Linked DNA regions of Homo sapiens: region 1 is linked to region 2. Evidence: chromatin contacts called from ENCODE Hi-C or POLR2A ChIA-PET data. All regions are on one chromosome and are shown on one strand. Each heading gives the region's core, a stretch centred on a gene start or an enhancer-like site at or near the end of the contact. The rest is flanking DNA. Distances are from core to core; before and after follow the strand shown.

Region 1 (4,771 bases), core at 1,777-4,276, 250 kb after region 2:
CATTCCTAGGAGGGTAACATATTTTGTCTGGATCACTGGGTTTTGTATATAAACTTAAGAAATTGAGTCCTTGATCCTATGTCCTTTTGAGAATTATCACCGACTGGCATAAGTGATTAGATTAGATAAATATATTGAATGTGTTTGTGGAAGATGAGAGGGGATGCTAAACAGGAAGTATAGCAGGAAGACTGGCAGTTTCTGCTTTTGTCTTAGTATCTTTGAGAGATAGTGCTGTTTCCTGCTAAGTAATTTTGCGTGTTACAGAGTATTTAAACACTCATATGCATGGTGTTCGAGTTCACAAAGGGAGTGTGGAATGACCCTCTTCAAACCATCCTATCACACTGGTTTTCTTTTTTCTAAACCACAGTTACTTTTGCACCAACCTAATACTAAGCTTTCCTCTTTGTAGACAAACAAGAGGTGGTTAGAAATGTTTTAGACAAATCTATTTGATTTGAAGTAGGTATTTTTGAGTGCACAGGTTAAATTCCTGCACAGCTGCAAGTATACTACATGACTTTGTAACAGGACATTCAGTTACAGCTCCTAGGTCCTGTGGTCTGTATAAAAAAGAGCTGTACCCATAGGCCTTTCAGAAGTGCCTCCTAGAGTAGTGTTTACAAAGACTTAATTTTAAATGTAATTCTCATTCCTTCTTTGATTAAAGATCTGTAACATGACAGTTGTTTGATCATATCATGTTTTCACAGTTGTCCAGAGTGTTCTTTTTATTGTAATTACATGTATAAAGGGGTATTTTTGGAAAAGTGAAGAATCACCTTTGATAGTGTCCTAGTGCAGTTGTTACCTGCATCTATCCCTGTTAAATACCGTTAGCCTGTTTCTCCAGCACACAGCTAAAGCATTTTGCCAGTTGTTAAACATGGAAAAGTCAAACTTCAGAAAATAACTAGTCACCACTTTACACCAGGCAACTTCACTGAAAAGTTTTCTTATGAAACTCACTGCATTTTACAAAATGAGGAGTCTATTTTAAAATAGGTAAGATGTGTTCCTTAACTTCCCGTGTAAAAACTTGGCCTCAAACCTTGCTAGAGTTCTTATATTGCTGCTTAAGCACTGTCCACACACACTGTTTTTGGGGGGAGTGAGGTCTCGTTTCATTTCCTGTATCCTTTGTAACAAGGGTTGTTGGCTTTAGCAGCAGCATTCAAACAGTTAAGACTGTCTTAAGGAAACAAGCAGCCTCAGCCCTCCCTCCTTCCCTTTCTCAGCCAGTCTCTGGCTTCCTCTTACGATTTCACTAATGGCAGCTCAAAGCTGCTGAGCTCTGCCCTGACGGCATGCGCCCCCGCTTCTGTGAGAGCACGCTTCCTGGCATGGGGGTCGAATCATGTCGATAAAATGGGCTCGGTTTCATGAAGTACCCCACATAACAGTGAGATTCATAGGACCAAAGCATGGGGAGGTAAGAGCCTGACTTCTTTAAAGCACTAAATTCTAGTAAACACAGAAAGAGCCAGTGGAGTTGGTTGTTTTGTTTTGTTTCCATCCTGGGAAGAACTAATTTGGATTGTTGCAAAGGGAAGCTATTTCTTATTTATTCAGGTTTGAAGAGCATTGCAAGGCTTGAGAGGATAAGCTGGTTGCCATAAAAAGATTTTTTAAACGATTGAAGTATAATTTAACTTTCCTGAGCAAAAAAATCAGATGCTTTTCCATTTAACATTTTATGCATGGAAAAACCTTTAGCAAAATTTAGTTAAAAGAAAGAAATTATTTGAAAAAACCCAAATTTAGTTGTTGATTATTACTAAAGTTTTATGTACTTTAGTGATTACCAATTTTCACTCAGAACAGCTTCCTGTTTTGTAAAGTGAAGGAGTTTTTCTCCCTTCCTCTCTCATTATTTTTTATAGTTCAAAAGTGTAGTAATTTGGCTCTTAGATGTTCATTATATGTATTTGATTAACAAAAGACTTCACATGAATCATAGATCTAGCAATTATTTACCATTTCATTACAGTGGTTGGGTTCTGAACAGAAAGTCAGAAGACCTGGGTTCCCATTTTGACTGTGCTGATCATCTGTTGTGTGACCTTTTGCAAGTCAACCAACCTCTCCAGTCCCTGGCAGCATAGTGCAGTGTATGAGAGCTGAGCTTTACAGTCAGCCAGATCTGAATCTTAATTTCAGCTTGAGCAGTTATTGGCGTGTGGCCTCAAATGCATTATTAAACATCTCTAAGCTTCAATCTCTTCAGATGTAAAATGGAGATAATACCTAGTATTATCATTGGGTTGTTGTGAGAAAATACATGTAAATTGCTTACTACAGTGCTTAGCACGTAGTAACTGTTCAGATTTTTAGCTGTTATTTATTATCTTTATCCTCTACGTTGTAAAATGGGAAGCATAATGCTCACCCTGCCCACTTCAGAGTTATTGAGTCAGACGAAATGATGTATGTAGAAGACATTGATTCAAAATGTTAAGGCATTTAGTAGTTGTCATGATCACTGACTTGGGACACCCATTTTCCTGGAATTTTTTTAGGACATAACAATGGTATTGACAATAGGTAAAACCTCTTACCTTGTGAATGGTAGGTCTTTGTAGTCCAGTTGGTTTGAAAGGAAATTATTTCATTGATACTGATAAGCCAGCCAAGTACTCTGCCAAACAGTGCTTCTAAAGGACCTTTTATGGAGAGCATGGTTATATCCCCATGGTCCTGGCCTCCTAAGGATGGTGTCCACCTGAAATGTCCCTGACTGCTTTAGATATTTCATTAAGGACCCACCACTCATCAGTAGTTCTTCAAGTTTTCAGTGTTTGAATTCCTTTCCGTTCCTCTTCATGACTGTGTAAGCTTTGACAACAGCCTCTCTTAGATTGAGGCTTGATGTCATATGAGTCCTCTGCTTTCAGTCTGTCTCTAGAACATTTCTGACATTCCTGCAGTATTCTTAAGGTGACATGGCCAACTTAATCTGGCACTTAGAGCTCCTGACTCTCAGCCCAGTGCCCCCACTGTTCACCCAGTCTCATGTCTCATTTGCTGGTGTCCCCTGTGCTTTGTACCTAGCCCGGTTTTGGCCTGCTCAGTAAGTAGAAGCACCTGGGCAGTGGCTGGGCACACAGGAAGCACAAGATGAGTATCAGTTTCTGTTGCCACTCTGACAAGTGAGGGAAGACCACAGGAAAGAAAGGAGCTTCACAAAAGAGGTCAGAGAGCACGGCGTAGGAAGCTTATCTTTCCAACCTAGGGACACTGCCTGCTTTTCCTGCCTTCCTGCACCCCTAGGTACTCAGGGTAGAGGAGTGAGCTACTAAGCCTTGGGACTTCCTTTCCCTGGAACCCCATTTTTTTAAAGGAAGTGACCCTGTTGGTATCTAGCTTGAGGAACAACAAAGGTGGTTTTTGAGAAAAATTATTAACAAGGCTCCTTCCTGTCATCCGTGCATTCTCCTATCCTCCCTGCCCTGCACCGTTGTCCTTTAGCCACTCCCCAATTTCTTCTATCTTCCCTGCTCACATCAAAACTTCCTTTCCCTTACTGCAAGCAATACCTTTCTGTGTTGGCTTAGGAGAATAATGAGCTAATGAAACTCATTTCCAGTAAATTATGAGTAATTAATAATATTGCTAAGCATTATTGTGTATTCACTGTGTGCCAGGCACTGTGCAAAATGCTTTAGAAATGTATTATCTCACCTAATTGTCATATGTTTTAAAAAACATATGAGATGGGTACTTTTGTGATTACTCCCATTTGACAAATGAGAAAACTAAGGCTCAGAGAAATAATTTACCTAGGGTCACGCTATTACTGAGTAGTAGTAGTGGTGGTGGTGGTGATGGTGGTGGTGGTGGTGGTGGCAGTAGTGGTAGTAGTGGTAGTAGTACCTGAATCTGAACCGAGGTCTGGTACCATCGTCCGTATTCTTAACCACTGTACGGTTTTCCAGCCTCCCCTTCTTATCAGTCTCCTCTTGCCGGTTTGAAAATTAGGGCAAAGTTAATATTTACAAACCTTAAAATTCTAATTAGCAGAAACTGAAAATGTATATGTGGGGCATATTTAATATTTCTAACTAGAGTAAAGGAGGAGACTTTATACATACTCCGTCACTTAGGGATATGCAATTGATGTGAGAAAGAGAGGAGCCTCGGTAATTTTTCATGCCACCCAGGCATCTTTTTTTCCCTCAGGCTGATCCCAGAATTGCTGCCACCCTTTTTTCTGCCCTCTGCCTAAAGCTGGCCCTAAACCCATGACTCTCTTCCTGTGTGGACTGTGCTGTAGCTTGCTGAGGAAGGGCTGTACTGAGGTGTCAGAAGCCTCCTTGCAGTGCTGGTCCTTGGGTATTGTGTCTGTTGGTAGAAGTAACCAATGAATAAGCCACTGCCAGAACTGTTCCGCCTGCCCAGTTTTCGTGTGAATTTTCTAATGTAGCTTGCGTGCCAACGCCTTAATTTAAAAAAACAAAACAAAACACTTTGCCCAGAACTTTGTTTCTCACTCCTTTCCAAAATAGTCACCAGCTGTTGTTAACCACATGCCATCTGGGTGCCCAGGTAAGGAGAAAGCCCTCCAGTGTTCAATTAACTGTGGATTATTTTCTTTTCTTCGGCAGGAAAAGGAAAAAGAAAAAGATAAGATTAAGGAGAAGGAGAAAGATTCTAAAGACAAGGAGAAAGATAAGAAGACTGTCAACGGGCACACTTTCAGTTCCATTCCTGTTGTGGGTCCCATCAGCTGTAGCCAGTGTATGAAGCCCTTCACCAACAAAGATGCCTA
Region 2 (5,585 bases), core at 151-2,650:
TTCTGTTAAACTGTATTACTGCAGTAAATAGTCTTACATATGCTGTGAACACACGCCTTCATTTTCTGACTGAATTGGGAGAAGAGGGAGGAAAGGAGTTTGTCTTGGGTCTTGGCCTTATTGTAGGGAGCTTTTCTATCATAGTTCACTTTGCTTTATTCTGCCCTTTAAGAAGATATTCACAGTCTTTGGGAACAACGAATAGAGTTCTGGTCAATTTGGCTTTAGTTAAGAAGGTGACTCTGTTATCCTCTCCCTAGGGATGATTATGAAATCTTATTTTGCACAGTTAGGGCTGGGTAAGCCTAGGATAGTACAAGCTATTGGACAGAACATTTGTTAAAAATATTTTTAGGCTGGGCGCGGTGGCTCATGCCTGTAATCCCAGCGCTTTGGGAGGCTGAGGTGGGCGGATCACGAGGTCAGGAGTTCGAGACCAGCCTGGCCAGCATGGTGAAACCCCGTCTCTACTAAAAATACAAAAATTAGCTGGGCATGGTGGCAGGTGCCTGTAATCCCAGCTACTCAGGAGGCTGAGGCAGGAGAATTGCTTGAACCCAGGAGGCGGAGGTTGCAGTGAGCCGAGATCGTGCCACTGCACTCCAGCCTGGGTGATAGAGCAAGATTCTGTCTCAAAAAAAAAAAAAAATATATATATATATAATATAAAATATACATATATAATATACATAATATATATTATATAATATATATAATATATATTATATTATATATAATATATATTATATTATATATAATATATATTATATATATATTTATTTCTAGCATGAGAATGATGAAACTCTTCTTAAAACATTTTATTTTCTTTTTCCAAATAGTTGTTTCTAACTATAAAACTAAAACATGTTTATTACAGAAACGTTTGGAAATTACCACAAGTATGAAGAAAAAACTTTCTTCCCCTATCATTGCCATCCTGATTTTGGCTCAGCAACACTTTTAATTTTGTGCAATTGAAATAGGGACTCTGGACCACTTAGTTTCTTGGAATAATTTTTGGATCTACTGAAGGATTCAGGCCTTTTAAAAAATATTTCTCTTGAGAAGGGAAAAGGATGGGAACTCACATTTGATGAGCATCTATTGTGAGCTAGGCCTTGTATCCCAGAAAGCTCTGTGAAGCATTAAAATTACATTAAAATAGCATGAAAAATTTGTTTCCTCTCTTCATCCTCCCTAACTCCCTGCTTTTTTTAGGCTTGGGTTAAATAATTTGCCCAGTGTCACTCAGCTAGTATGTGGTAGGTTTGAAAAGTTGGGGAAAACTTAAGTATCATTCAGTTAAAATTGTTAACCTGTGTCTTATTTCATGGTTTAAGAAAGATAGTTCTCCCCCCACCCCCCAACACAGTTTTCTGGCTTCTGTGGTCTTCCTTTTATTTTCTATCAGATTTAGAAGTCCCAAGATCCCCTTATGTCCTACTCAAATTAAGACTTGTTTCTCTTCTCCTTTCTGTATTGTGCTTTCAACTCTGAGGCCCTGTTTTAGCTTTGGTGTTTATTAGCTGAATAAAAAGATAAAGTGAGAGAGCTTAGAGTTTTAATAGGGAACATTTCTTGAATTGGATTGATTTCATCATCAATTTTACTTTCTTAAGTATTAACTAATTACTAGCTGTGGATTCCCAGGCAAGTCCACTCACTTTCTTCATCTGTAAAATGAACTACCTACTCAGCAAGGATCCTTCTGTGGTGTATCAGCATTCCTTATTATTATTATTTGTTTTTGTTAGTAGAACCATGAAATAAATTTCTGGCGATATGGGCACAGAGTATTTGCAGTTGTAACACAATGGTAAGTATCTATATCTAAACATAGAAAAGGTACAGTATAAATACAGCATTATAATCTTATGTGACCGACTGCTGTCTTATATGCGGTTCGTGGTTGACTGGAAAGTCATTTTGTGGTACATGACTGTATTTGCATTTGTGTCAGTGGGTAAAAAGCACTGGTTTCATGTAAAAAAAAAAAAGTGTGTGTGTGTGTGTGTGTGTGTAGGGTATTTGTGATTCTGGAGCCTGATTTTTCCTTCTTCATTTAGGAGGTATTTATGACTGTCAAGGCTACTTGACTGCCAGAACTTGCCATTGATGTGCTCACTTCATCAAATGGCATAGCTTATTCTAATCTGTTGTTTATTTTGTTGCCATAGTAACCTTTTTGAAAACAGAAAGGTGGTTGATATGTTTGTACAGGAATTCAGGGCCTTTCCCCTGATTGACATCTGCTGGCAGGAATTTTTATCCTAGTGATTCGGGCTAAGGCTTGGGGCTATAATGAGTACAAAGGGAGGTGGGATATTTGGACAGTTTGAAGCAGACTTCTTTATATTAATCCACTCTATTAATTGCTAAATTATTTTATTTAGTGATTTAGGGCTTTCCACTCGAGCCAGCTACTTGTTATATGAATTATATTTATTCCTGACAGGTGTTATGCTTGGGTTCAACATTTAGAACTCAGGCTAGAGTGGAGCACGTTGCTGCTACCTCAGGCTTATTCAGACAGACAAAATAGAAAACAATGAAAGGTGGCCCCTTCCAGATTTCACCTTAGTACATTTGGACTAGTGAACTAGGATGAGCAATAAAAGGTAGTTGAGGAGGTGTGGAAATGAAATCCTAAAGGCAATAAAAAGTAAAATGTTTTCACATCTCTTATTCTAGTGCCAGTGAACCTTTGACTTGGTTGCAGAACGAATCTACATGGGAGCAAGCAGTTGTTTAGAGTAAAATCTTTGCACAGATGTCTTTTCCCTTTTCACATGTTAGAAAAATTGGGAAGAAAATCTGTAAGTGAAATGCCAAAAAACTCAATGTAATCTTTTTAGAATGTCTAAGATGGACTACAGAATCAGTCTTAATCTTTTTCAGAAGACATGGCCACAGAGGCTTTTGTGGGAAGGGGATTGTAATTTAGTTAAAATTTAGTGAAGTCAACACCAGGACTCTAGCAGCCCTTCCTGGTGAATTAATTTTGTTCTTTGTGTCCTTAAGCTTTCCTTTTTGGACCTCTTACTTCCTGGAGGCTTTCTCTCCTAGCCCCTTTGCCTTTGGGTATTCTGTTACCACAAAAGGAGTTAACTCTTCATATGGTACAATCATCATAGCTGTTTTGAAATCTGTTTTTTAGCTGAGGGAATTAAGGCGGAAAGAAGTTGCAAAGGGGTCATGCATGTTGCTTTTCCATTTACTGTATTCTCTTAAAGTATATAATACTTTAAATGAACTGTTCCCTTCTTTTCCCTCACCTTCCATATGCTTATTCAGTCAAAAAGCCCTTATCCTCTGATCTCTGATAAGTACTGGGAAACTATCTGATCAAAAAAACCTATGATCAAAACAGTTCTTTGGAATGAATGTCCTTATCTGTGTTTAAAAGATGCTGGATAACTCTTGTGAACATTCAGTTAGTACAGTTTGTGGGCATTGTTTTGAGGCCCCTACAATACCAAAGAAAATGGTCAGCAACTTGGCACCTTACCACTGAAAGGGGCTTCATCTCTGAATTTGCATTTCGAGAGCTCACAGTGGGAGTTACAGGCTTTGATGGTATCACTGGTAGCCCAGAGAAAACTGACTGATATGTTCTAATTCTTGAGACAGGAAAGAAAACCCATACATCTTAGGATTTTTTGTAATCATTGATGCATAAATAATTTAGGCAGGAAATTTAGTTATTTAGGATGTTTTGTTTCCTGAAATGTTATTTAATTGTATTTTTCTACCCACTTGTCATATTATGGAAGTAGTTTATATGACAGCGTGCTCTTATGAGCAGTCATTTAATTACATCTTCCTTTGGACTTTCATAGCACTGTGACTTACCTTTATTATAGTACTTACTTACAAACTTGGAGAGAAAGATGCCAACTGTCTGTGAAAAAAATCAGTCTGTATTTAATTAAGGCACAAACAGAGCTAAAAATTAAGGCACAAACAGAGAGAGCTAAAAATTATTCATATTTTTCTCCTTGTAATGGCACTGTACTTGATGCTTCTATTTATTTTTAATTCTTAAGGTAATTTTATTTTTAATTTCTATGGATACATAATTGTACATTTTTATGGGGTACATGTGATATTTAATACAATCTACAATGTGTACTGATCAAATCAGGGTAATTGGGATATCCATCACCTCAAGCATTTAACATTTGTGTTGGGAACATTCTAAATCCCCCCCTTTGTTTAAAAATATACACTTTTTTCTATTTATTTTGATTTAGTTGTAGAAGTGCCATGGTTGGTGAGCAACTTGGTATTGCTAGAGTTGTGATGGCAGCAGGAAATAAAGGTATAGATAGTGATTTGGGACTAGGGAGTTTGGCTTTAATGTGAAGAAAGCAAGAAGTCCTTGGAAAGATTTGACCAGAGAATTGACACATACTATATTGAAGTTGTGGGGCAGTTGAACCTTGTGATAACGTGGAAGATAGTTATGCTTAGAGGCAAAGACAACAGCAGGGAATAGGTCCAGGAGTGAGGACAACGACTTGGGCAGCAGGGGTGGATAAGGAGACAGTGTGGAGGTAAACGAAATAGGATTTGTTGGGAGGCAATGTAGGCAGTGAAGGAGAAGGAAATGGTTTTATGAGAGCTTGAGGTGAGACCGTTAATGAGGATAAAGGACAACGAATGAGCATGTAGAAGATGGATTCAGTGCAGAACATCCAAGGGGACTAGGATGTCTAGCAGGCACTTGGCAATTAGGTTATGGAGCTTAGAAAAGACTTTAGGGCTAGAGACTCAAAGTTGAGAGTGGTTTGCCTATAAGCAATAGTTGAAACTGAGAGAATGGGATGGAAAGATATTTGTTGGATGCGAGGACAATCTGGAATTAGCTGGTCTGGCCAAGTAAACATGCCTTTTCGTCTTCCCCGCTTTGCCCAGCCCTTCTTTTTCTTTTTCTTTTTTTTTTTTTTTTTTGAGACAGAGTCTCGCTGTGTTGTCCAGGCTTTCCAGCCCTTCTTAAAGCTCTAGTCCAGGCTCTGATGAAGAGGATTGAATTTAAAATTCATCACACATTGTTAAACATTATATAAATAAATGGTGTGCTCTTAAAGGCAGCATAAATATCTGGGTTTCACCAAGGAAGGAATGGGAAAATGGGTTAAACTTAAAAAAGTGAATGTGTAGTCAGAAAATGACAGAGCTACTGATTTGCTTTTTAAAATAATAAATTTAGGCCGGGTGTGGCGGCTCACACCTGTAATCCCGGCACTTTGGGAGGCCGAGGCCAGGAGATCACAAGGTCAAGAGATTGAGACCATCCTGGCCAACATGATGAAACTCCATCTCTACCAAAAATACAAAAATTAGCTGGGCGTGGTGGTGCGCACCTGTAATCCCAGCTACTTGGGAGGCTGAGGCAGGAGAATCTCTTGAACCGGGGAGGTGGAGGTTGTAGTGAGCTGAGATTGCACCAGTGCATTCCAGCCTGGTGACAGAGTGAGATTCCATCTCAAAATAAATAAATAAATAAATCTGTTATTATTATTATTTTAAAATAAGAGTTCTTCAGCAAAATGGATAGGATATGGACCTGGATTTGATTTTTA

What was found. Hi-C counts contacts between places; a loop is a spot of excess contacts on that map. ChIA-PET counts read pairs that join two places held with the same protein, here RNA polymerase II (POLR2A). Pooled maps may share reads with other maps.
Region 1: a pooled map shows a loop between it and region 2 (2.2-fold over the local background). The contact joins two enhancer-like sites. A Hi-C loop is called at or near these places in 2 of 37 single-sample maps with no recorded cell type and 6 of 50 pooled maps. POLR2A ChIA-PET finds 5 or more read pairs at or near these places in 3 of 52 experiments (GM10248, GM12878 and OCI-LY7).

The regions. Positions count from the first base shown.
Region 1 is chr15:85,688,670-85,693,440 of GRCh38, forward strand. AKAP13 (A-kinase anchoring protein 13) reads left to right here. Exons shown (of 37, transcript NM_007200.5): 17 at 4,608-4,771. Among named protein-coding and RNA genes, the nearest start is that of LINC02883, 68 kb to the right of the region's middle. RefSeq lists enhancers at 2,831-2,880, 3,031-3,120, 4,061-4,110, 4,551-4,600. Within about 2 kb of position 3,027, at least 13 of the 41 ENCODE cell types and tissues checked have a DNase peak (open chromatin) inside an H3K27ac peak, as active enhancers do; they include GM12878 and OCI-LY7, where a contact is called at or near this core.
Region 2 is chr15:85,441,776-85,447,360 of GRCh38, forward strand. All of the region lies in intron 1 of AKAP13 (A-kinase anchoring protein 13), which reads left to right. Among named protein-coding and RNA genes, the nearest start is that of AKAP13, 64 kb to the left of the region's middle. Within about 2 kb of position 1,401, at least 8 of the 41 ENCODE cell types and tissues checked have a DNase peak (open chromatin) inside an H3K27ac peak, as active enhancers do; they include GM12878 and OCI-LY7, where a contact is called at or near this core.